Regions from separate parts of the Homo sapiens genome. Here region 2 is linked to region 1. A link is an interaction called in ENCODE POLR2A ChIA-PET data of the cell type or tissue named here. Cell type or tissue: OCI-LY7. All regions are shown on one strand. Links, peaks and the distances in the headings refer to the core of each region. The heading gives the core; the rest is flanking DNA.

Region 1 (4,419 bases), core at 218-4,217:
CAATCTTCCAGCACAATGTAGAAGGTTGGAAAATCAATTCCTCTTTGGTCCTAGAGATAAGGTGAGTTTCTTTACTAAGGCATAATAAATTTCACATCATGTTCTCAAATACGTTGGGCTTGGCAAACTTGTATTCAACACTGGATTTATGGTTTAAGTATGAATACTTAAATAAAAGAATGAACCAGCTCTATTTAATGTTGCTCACTGAAGAATATGAAACCATAAAACTGAAATCATTATATAGTCAGAGATTTAAGGATGAATATGTGAGTTTTGAATATATTGTCTTTATACTAATGGAATAAAATATTCAGCAGAGTACTGATATTTAACATACTTCACTCAATTACTCAGGATGGACATATATTTTAAGAATTATCTTTAACTTCCCTATTGAGTCTTCATTCTGCTTTTGGGTTTTCTCAACTAGCTGAAAATTAGAGCCTATTACACTCTATTGTGCTGACGATTATAAATAAATTAGTCTTATCCTGTGAATGAGTATTTCTGTGTGGGCTCATGTTTTAAAAATTGGATAAAAATCAGAAAATAAGCTTTCTAGATTACTGACTTCTTCTTTGTAAGACTAGTCATTTTAGCTGAAACCCACTCTTGAACTCATACTCCATGCCTACGTTTATCCAGTATGTAATTTTCTTCTGATATAAACCTGTTACTAATAAGAAAGCTAGAGTCATACCTTCTTAATTATGGAGGAAACAGGAAGATTGTTTTTTCTTTATAGTTACATTGCATTACTGTATTGGTTGGTATATTTGAATCACAGCATTTCAGTAAACAAGAACTCACTAAAAGTGTGAAAGAATACATTCGTTATATAATAAAATAATCCAAAAGTCAATTAATAGTTAGCATTAACACACAGATTTTATAGGTGTAGCTTAGTGACTAAGATATAAGGGGCTAATTAATTTTCCTGGGTTTCTACCTACTCACTTCTTGTATTATACCTACCTTTAATGTAGATTATAAGAAATTTGAAGGAAGAGTCTATTAGTCTATTACACTCATCTTTAGAGTATGCACAGAAATTTCACACAATGTTTTGGAGCAAAGATAATTACAGCATGTTGAAATTTACTTGAACGAATGTCTGGAAATTTTAAAAATATGGGCATCAGGGCGATGTAGGAATAGTATTACTACTTTGGTTTAAAGGTTTGAAATTGACTGGGAAGGGAAACAGGAATCAAATCATGGCAATGTCAAGTGGTGTGTGTTTGTTTGCTTTTAGTTTGGTGGGAGCTTTCTATATTCATGTGCCTCCTACAAGAATGAATAGATGAGTAGAGTCTGATGACAGAGCTCATAAATCAATGACTTCTGGGTAGAATATGGCCAGCAAGAAAAATTTATTTCCACTGGATAAATAAAAAAGAAACCTTAAAGCCAATATTAAAAACCAGGAGGCTTTAAAATAAAAGTACAGATTTCCATAAACTCTTGAGAAATTGAATGATTTGACAACTCTGAATCTGTACTCTTCCTAAGGTTTAGCTGGTTAAAGCTGACACTAGTCATGGTCTCTCAAGTTTGACATTTTCATACCTGGAGCTCACATCTTTCATGATACCTGTCAAGTGCATTCTTCTCTGTCGCATATCCCCATCCTTATATTTGAATTTAGAAACCCTGTGAGAGATGAGATAATTATGAGGAAAAAGTCACAAGATGTGAGTTGATGTGGGGTTATAAACACAGATATACTTTGGTTTAGAATGGAGTAAAGATTCATATTTCTTGAAGGTATATTGGAAAGAGAGAGAGATAGGTGATTAAATAGCAAAAATTTGATCTGTAAGCAGAAAAATAACTTTCAAATTGGATGGCTTAGCAAGAAAGGAGCCAATTAAGGCTATAGAGATCTGGTAAAGAAACCTGATGGAAGAAAGTAAAATAAAATGTTGTAATAGTTTAACTAGTATATCTAGCCATGCTAAATAATGTGTCAGATAGCAAAAAATCTAATAAGTAAATTAAATAAGTAATTGACACTAGTTCAAGTATTATATCTGGTCATGCCTTTCCTAATAGCTATATAAAAATCAAATACTATAAATAGGCTATATACATTTTGCTATTAATAACATATTCAAGTGAAGGGTAGTAAACCTAACTTGACCCAAAAGATTCGTATTACAATTTTACAAATCAATGAGCATTACATTCATGTATTTGAGGGTGATCTATTTTCAATTATAATAGCTGATAGTATGAATGAAATGTTAGTACTATTTTTGTATGGTTCTCCTTAACAGATTAAAGAAATAAACAATAAAACAATGAACAAATGTTGAATAATACATACAAAGTTGTCACTTCCTTGAAAGGAAAGGATAATTTGTAAAACCATTATTGTACAATGTGCAAAGAGTTCATAAAAATTAGAATTGGCTATAGCAGAAATGACTAGTGAGTATTAATCAGTTTGATACCTGTAATAAAAAAATTTAGAATATGAAAATATCTGACTGTTGGCTTAGCTTTTGCAAATATTTTTGAAAAGATATTAGAAACTAATTATGGATCATTTATTATTATTGTTATTATTTTCTTTCTTCCTCACTTTTCTGGCATTTAAGAATTTCCATATCACTTTGGGTCAGTGATTGGGTGTGGGTAAATTTTAAAAGTGTTTTCAAAATTCTACTTTTAAGTTTTTGTTTATTTTTATTTTTATTTATTTTTTATTTTACTTTAAGTTCCAGGATGTGTGCAGAGCATGCAGGTTTGTTACACAGGTACATATGTGCCATGGTGGTTTGCTGCACCTATCAACCCCTCATCTAGGTTTTAAGCCCTGCATGCATAAAGTATTTGTCCTAATGCTCTCCTCCCCTTGTCCATCACCTCCCGACAGGCCCGGGTGTGTGATGGTCCCCTCCCTGTGTCCATGTGTTCTCATTGTTCAACTCTCACTTGTGATTGAGAACATTAAGACATTATTTCCAACCATTTTTTTATCTTACTGATTCAACTATCATTATAAATCTTTGAAATTTAAAAATCTTATTAAACTTATAATGTTCTTATTATATTCCTAATAATTGTCCGCATAATAAAATGTGAAAACAGTTCCTGAGATAATTTTTTTTTACATTTGTGGATATGATTTTCAACCCTATTACTAATCCCTTTGTTCCCATATGCCTTATTTTATTTTCATAAGCACACCAAGAATCGGTTCATATGTATTCATCAAACAACTGTACTTCTATGCAATTGTCTATGAGAGATGGTTCTGTTACTTCACTGTACTTTGAGGATTCACGATATATGGAGTTTATGCATTCTACAGCTAACTTTGCACTCAAAATAATTATCTTAGTTTTAAGCCTTAATATTGTTGATAAAAGTTTGTTCTTTATTATTATAAGCTAAGAAATAACACATTTAAGATGCATTAAATGTTGTGAATAAATCTGTGAACATCGTACGGGAGATTATGTAGTTATGTCCAATACTTGCAACTTGACTTTTTTTCCATATTTGGATTATTTATTTTCTTTTTTTGTTATTGTTTTTTACATGTTGACTAGAAACCCCGAAAAGTGCAAACATCAATTATAGATGTATAGAAATGTACAAATGTACACATCAGGATAGCTTTATCACATCATAATTAGAAAAAATATTTCAGCTCTTAGTGTCATGATATATCAATAATCTGAAATACATAAAACCTGCAGGTTAACTAAACATAATTGCAAATTTATATATGCTTAACTGACAAGAAAAATTTCCTATTGCATACATAGATTTACTTTACAAAAACTTCTACATACAATGTTTATACTATCTTCTACTTGCTTTGATCAATAAGTTACCGATAGAGCTAATCTTGGGTCACAAAGCTTATTAGTGGCAGTGTCAAGATTCAAACCCAGACCTCCTGACTGAGGAACCAGGACCTTATAAAATAATTTTGTTAAGAATATATTTTAGTACCCAAATGTATATTATTAAAATTTATCATTATGGAATAAATGATTCTCTTTGCTCTAAAATAACAAAAGTCATTTTTCATTCAACATTACCAAATTCTGGACCAAATATCAAATGGCACTCTAGGGTGTAAATTAAACTAAAAATGCTCTTCATCAAATATTGTGGGACAATTTTGCCTTTTCATTTGTTGTGTTTAAGATTTTTTTTGACACTAAGATGTCTTTCCCATAACTGCTAGGACTTAGAAATCCTAAATAAGGTACAGTTAAACGTTTTATTCTTCCAGAGCTTTAAGACAAGTTGCCTTGCAAAAATAATCTTTCAAAACAAACAAATAAAAAATGTGTGTTCTCTCTGTTTTTTTGTAGGCATAATGAAACACTGGGCATTTTTTAGTTTTACTTTTTATTTTCTTTTAGTGAACTGGGTCAGTACTAACTTAATTTA
Region 2 (4,419 bases), core at 258-4,257, 300 kb after region 1:
GTTGACAATGAACACAAATACACACACATACACACACAACCATATTTTCCAGTACTTTGCTGCTCGCTTTCTGAAATAGGAAACAATTCTGGTCAATGAGAAAAGATTAAACTGTGCTGAGGATTTCTGGGAAAATTTTGCTTTAGTGCATTAAATAATCTCTGACAATAACTCACCATAAATTGCCTCCCTTTCTTTATATAAATATTCCATCGTATATCATGAGCTGAAGTTTTATTTCTCTTTTCTTGAATCTGAGAAGGCTTTAGTGACTGATTTGGCTATTGGAATATAGCAGAAGTTACATTCAGGAACTCGTGAGACTAGGTCTCATAAAACCTTTCAGTGGCAAAAGGTTTATTGATAACACACTGCAGTAATTTAGTAAACAGAAAATGGTCCTAATGAATTCTATATCAGGATAAGGAGGTTTCCGGGCAGAGTGTTGAAAGTGCCAGTTGGTTTCTGTTAGATGCATAACATTAGGTACTCACGGAGAGAATGACATTTTTAGAAAGATAATATTCAGTGTTTTATAGAAAAATTGAGAGGAAAAAAGATTTAAGACTTACTGTGTTCAAAAATAAAATTATTTATCATCCCTAGTTTCTCCAAGTAGCAAAATTTTTCTCCAAATAAGAAATAGCCTCAGAGTAAAACTCAGTCCCAAGGTGTTTTCAGTAACACATGACATCAGGGTAGAGTTAACTTCAATAGAGCAATTACAGGACCCTTTATTGACACCTCAGAAACATTTATGGCAGGGCTGCAATCAGAAAAAGGCATCTGTGAATATGAAGGAGTATTATAAAGACTCTTTCAACTAGATAACAGGACTCCTAGGAATCTTAAGGCTGGGAACCCACGGTATCAAGACTCTAATCCTACAGTGAAGAGGAATCTATCTGACGAAAAATAAACTGTGGGGCTGACATTTGTCTAATGGTGTGAACCTCAATAAGACTGAATTAAAAGTCATAGAGGCAGTTCAGAATTTTTTTCAAAAGAGTCATTGGGGACTCAAACTTTTTCTAGGAGGAAGTAGGCTGAGAAAGATATTTAGCGGCAAACACAGGCGATTGCTAATGGAAAAGAAAGAAGTGTAGGGCACAAAGTCTGGTGCCTAGAAGGCAGAGCCAAGTGACATAGAGGCACATTATCTGGGGCAGGACTGGGCCCCAGTCAAGGAACTGGTGGCATGTGCTCAGTTAAACTTCAGAACTGCCATCGATGAGTGAGTGCTGTCTTTTACCAGAGCACAGTCTTTTTTAAAATTGTCTTTTTTTTTTTTTTGTCAGTTTCATAACCTTGTATCACCATTGTTATATTGAGCATTCAGTTGAGAAGATAACTTATTGTGTTACCGAGCAGGTAACTTGTCTCTTTGGTTCAAAATTCTTCTGTTAAAAAGAAACTAGTCTTGAGGAATTGCACCTGAGAAGTTGGACCCTCATTTCCCCTTGAACTTTATTTGAATGATGAATCCTAGACTTCAAACCGTAGTTGATTTTGCATGTGGGAGGAACATGAATACTGGTAGGCAGAGAGTACAGTGGTAGATAGTTTCCAAAAATAGTCACCATTGAGTCCTTTCTCTCTTTGCTCACATATGCTGTTTTTCGCACAATGAGGTGGGATCTAATTTCCTTCCTGCGAGTTTGAGCTCACCTTAGTGATTTGCTTGACCAATAGAATGTGGCAGAAGCAATATTCTCAAACATGTAAAACCAGATTATAAGAAGACTTGCCACTTTCACTTTAAATGCTTACTGTTGGGAAGCTTTCTCTTAGAACCCAGCTGCCACGCTATGAGAAGCCAAAGCTGTGCGTAGGCATTTCAGCTGAGCTCCCAGCCAACAGCTAATATCAACTCTCAGCCACAAGAGTGAGTCATCTTGGACTTCCAACCCAGCTGAATATTTAGATGATTCCAGTCCCAGACACAATCTGACTGTAATCAGATGAGAGATCCCAAGTGAGGAAAGCCAGTTAAGCTTTGTCAATACACAGAATAAAATATGATGATAAATGTTTTTAGCTACTAAGTTTTGAAGAGTTTTATGTGAAATAATAGGCGCCTGAAACAGCTGTTCAAAGGGCCAACCATATTTCTTTCGTTCTTTTCTTTCCTCCTTCCTTTTGCAAACAAAGGCAGGATGGCTAGAGTTGGAACAGTCATCTTAAGATCATAAAGAAAATACCAACGCGTTTTTAGAGACCTTGAGCCTGGATCCCCTGAGCTATAAAGATGTTAACAATAGCAACCACAAACTCCCTGAAATCAAGATATTAGAAAAACGCATCTCCTATTTGGTTTTTTGGTTACATGTAGCCACATAACCAAACTGATACTCCAGAGATAAAGTGAATACAAAAAATGATATTATACAGTCTTGTACTTTGGTAAACAGAGGCTTCTGGTTCAGCTCACAAGTTTTGTGGATAAAAAGAAAGAACTAGCCATATAATTACAAACACCTCAAAGCATGTAAAGTAAAAATAAAACTAGCTGCTCAATGGAAACCCAAACATTTTGATACTGAAGTAGAATATTTCTCAAAATTCCTTATAAAAGATATATGCTGTGATATAGTGTAAAACTTACTCATTAATGACACATTGAATATAACCTTATCTTTCACAGCTATGTATTTGATAATATCTCTGTTCAGCAGTGGCATAATGACAGATAGTTAAAAGAAATTCTACAAGAGGAAAACGATATAGTCAACTTGTACAGCTGTTGGCAGCCTGAATTAACTCATGGACAAAATTCAGAATAGAGAAATTGGTGACTAGTGATTTCTGCCACCAGTCTTTATAAAAAACTTGTGCTAGTGAGCTTTAGGTAAATGAATATAATAAAATCTTACAGTGAAAACATTACCTATTATTAAAGATGAACTCAAATGCTTAGATGGAGATAGAGTTAAAATTCTCTGGTGGAAATTGGAGAGCCTAATTAGTGTATGTGCCTGGATGGAAGGCCCCAATTCAATCTGGAAATTGGCTCAGATAGTACCCAGTAGAACAGTAAGGACTTTTCTCATAGGACATTTCTGTTTATTTCACCAAAAAAAAAAAAAAAAAAAAAAAAGACATGGCAAACTGAGATGTTAATTGTCTAGCCCATAGAACATAGGTCCAATAATTTTAACTTGAAAAAATTAATTAGGTATTGCTAATTTCCCTATTTGATTGTATGCATATATGAGCAAGGTGTTGCTTAGGGTATGGAAGGTGATGGAGATGCTAAGAGAAGATAGCATGACTTCTGGCTTGGACACTTGAATGAATGTTGGTGCCCTTCATTGAGATTGGTAACACAAAGTAAGGGTAGTTTGTGTAAGAATGATAATGACCATCAGTTTGATGTATCTCTGGGCCATCCATGTGGGGTGGAAGAGATATATAGATAGATATATAGATATATATAGATATATAGATATATAGATATATAGATATATAGATATATATAGATATATAGATATATATAGATATATAGATATATAGATATATATAGATATATAGATATATAGATATATATAGATATATAGATATATATAGATATATATAGATATATAGATATAGATATATAGATATATAGATATACAGATATATATAGATATATAGATATACAGATATATATAGATATATAGATATACAGATATATATAGATATATAGATATATATAGATATATAGATATATATAGATATATAGATATATAGATATATGTAGATATATAGATATATAGATATAGGTAGATATATAGATATATAGATATAGGTAGATATATAGATATATAGATATAGGTAGATATATAGATATATAGATATAGATAGATATATAGATCGATGTATGTGTGTGTATGTGTATATACATACATATGATTTGTATATAGAAGCTTGAAAATATGGGTTTTAAATATCAGATGAAAATCTAAGGAAATCCACATTTCTGATTAACCTGTTGTCCAAAACAGCATTAATGTTCCCCTCAGCTTGACTGAACTTTAGACAGGCTTCTATCTAACTTGTGGCCACTTATCTACTTTTTTGCTTTTTTTGAGTATACACCTTAGACAACATAATTATAAAATTACTATTTGCCCATTTCAGATGTAAATATTTTTTAAATCCTCTTGCCAAATTTAGAACCCCGGCATATTTTCCTCAAGGACCAAAAAGCCATCTTTTTGAAGTCTAAATAAATGTCAAGGAAGATAGCACCGACAGTTTCTATGATAGAGTTTATGACAGTTTATGACAGATGGTAGTTTTGCAACTTGGCTCCTACCTTCCTGAAGCCAAGTTGCAAAACCATTCTCTATCACAAAGATGTGAGAAGTTTAGTTTTCCATCGGGTAAAGCCAATTAGCAAACAAATACAGGTGCCCTAGGATTCTCCCCTGGTATCCT

What was found. Peaks named below come from ENCODE experiments on the same cell type or tissue, not always from the same donor. Only the 100,000 strongest peaks of a DNase experiment are listed, where the experiment ranks them.
Region 2: POLR2A ChIA-PET joins it to region 1 with 7 read pairs; 2 of 35 experiments call an interaction of 5 or more read pairs at or near these places.

The regions. Positions count from the first base shown.
Region 1 is chr5:100,891,296-100,895,714 of GRCh38, reverse strand. It overlaps ST8SIA4 (ST8 alpha-N-acetyl-neuraminide alpha-2,8-sialyltransferase 4), which reads left to right. Exons shown (of 5, transcript NM_005668.6): 2 at 1-61. Among named protein-coding and RNA genes, the nearest start is that of ST8SIA4, 9.8 kb to the left of the region's middle. In OCI-LY7, for the core only: no CTCF peak of the experiment used is centred there; no DNase peak of the experiment used is centred there; H3K4me3 peaks cover 223 bases; H3K27ac peaks cover 631 bases.
Region 2 is chr5:100,593,120-100,597,538 of GRCh38, reverse strand. No RefSeq gene overlaps it. Among named protein-coding and RNA genes, the nearest start is that of FAM174A, 60 kb to the right of the region's middle. In OCI-LY7, for the core only: no CTCF peak of the experiment used is centred there; no DNase peak of the experiment used is centred there.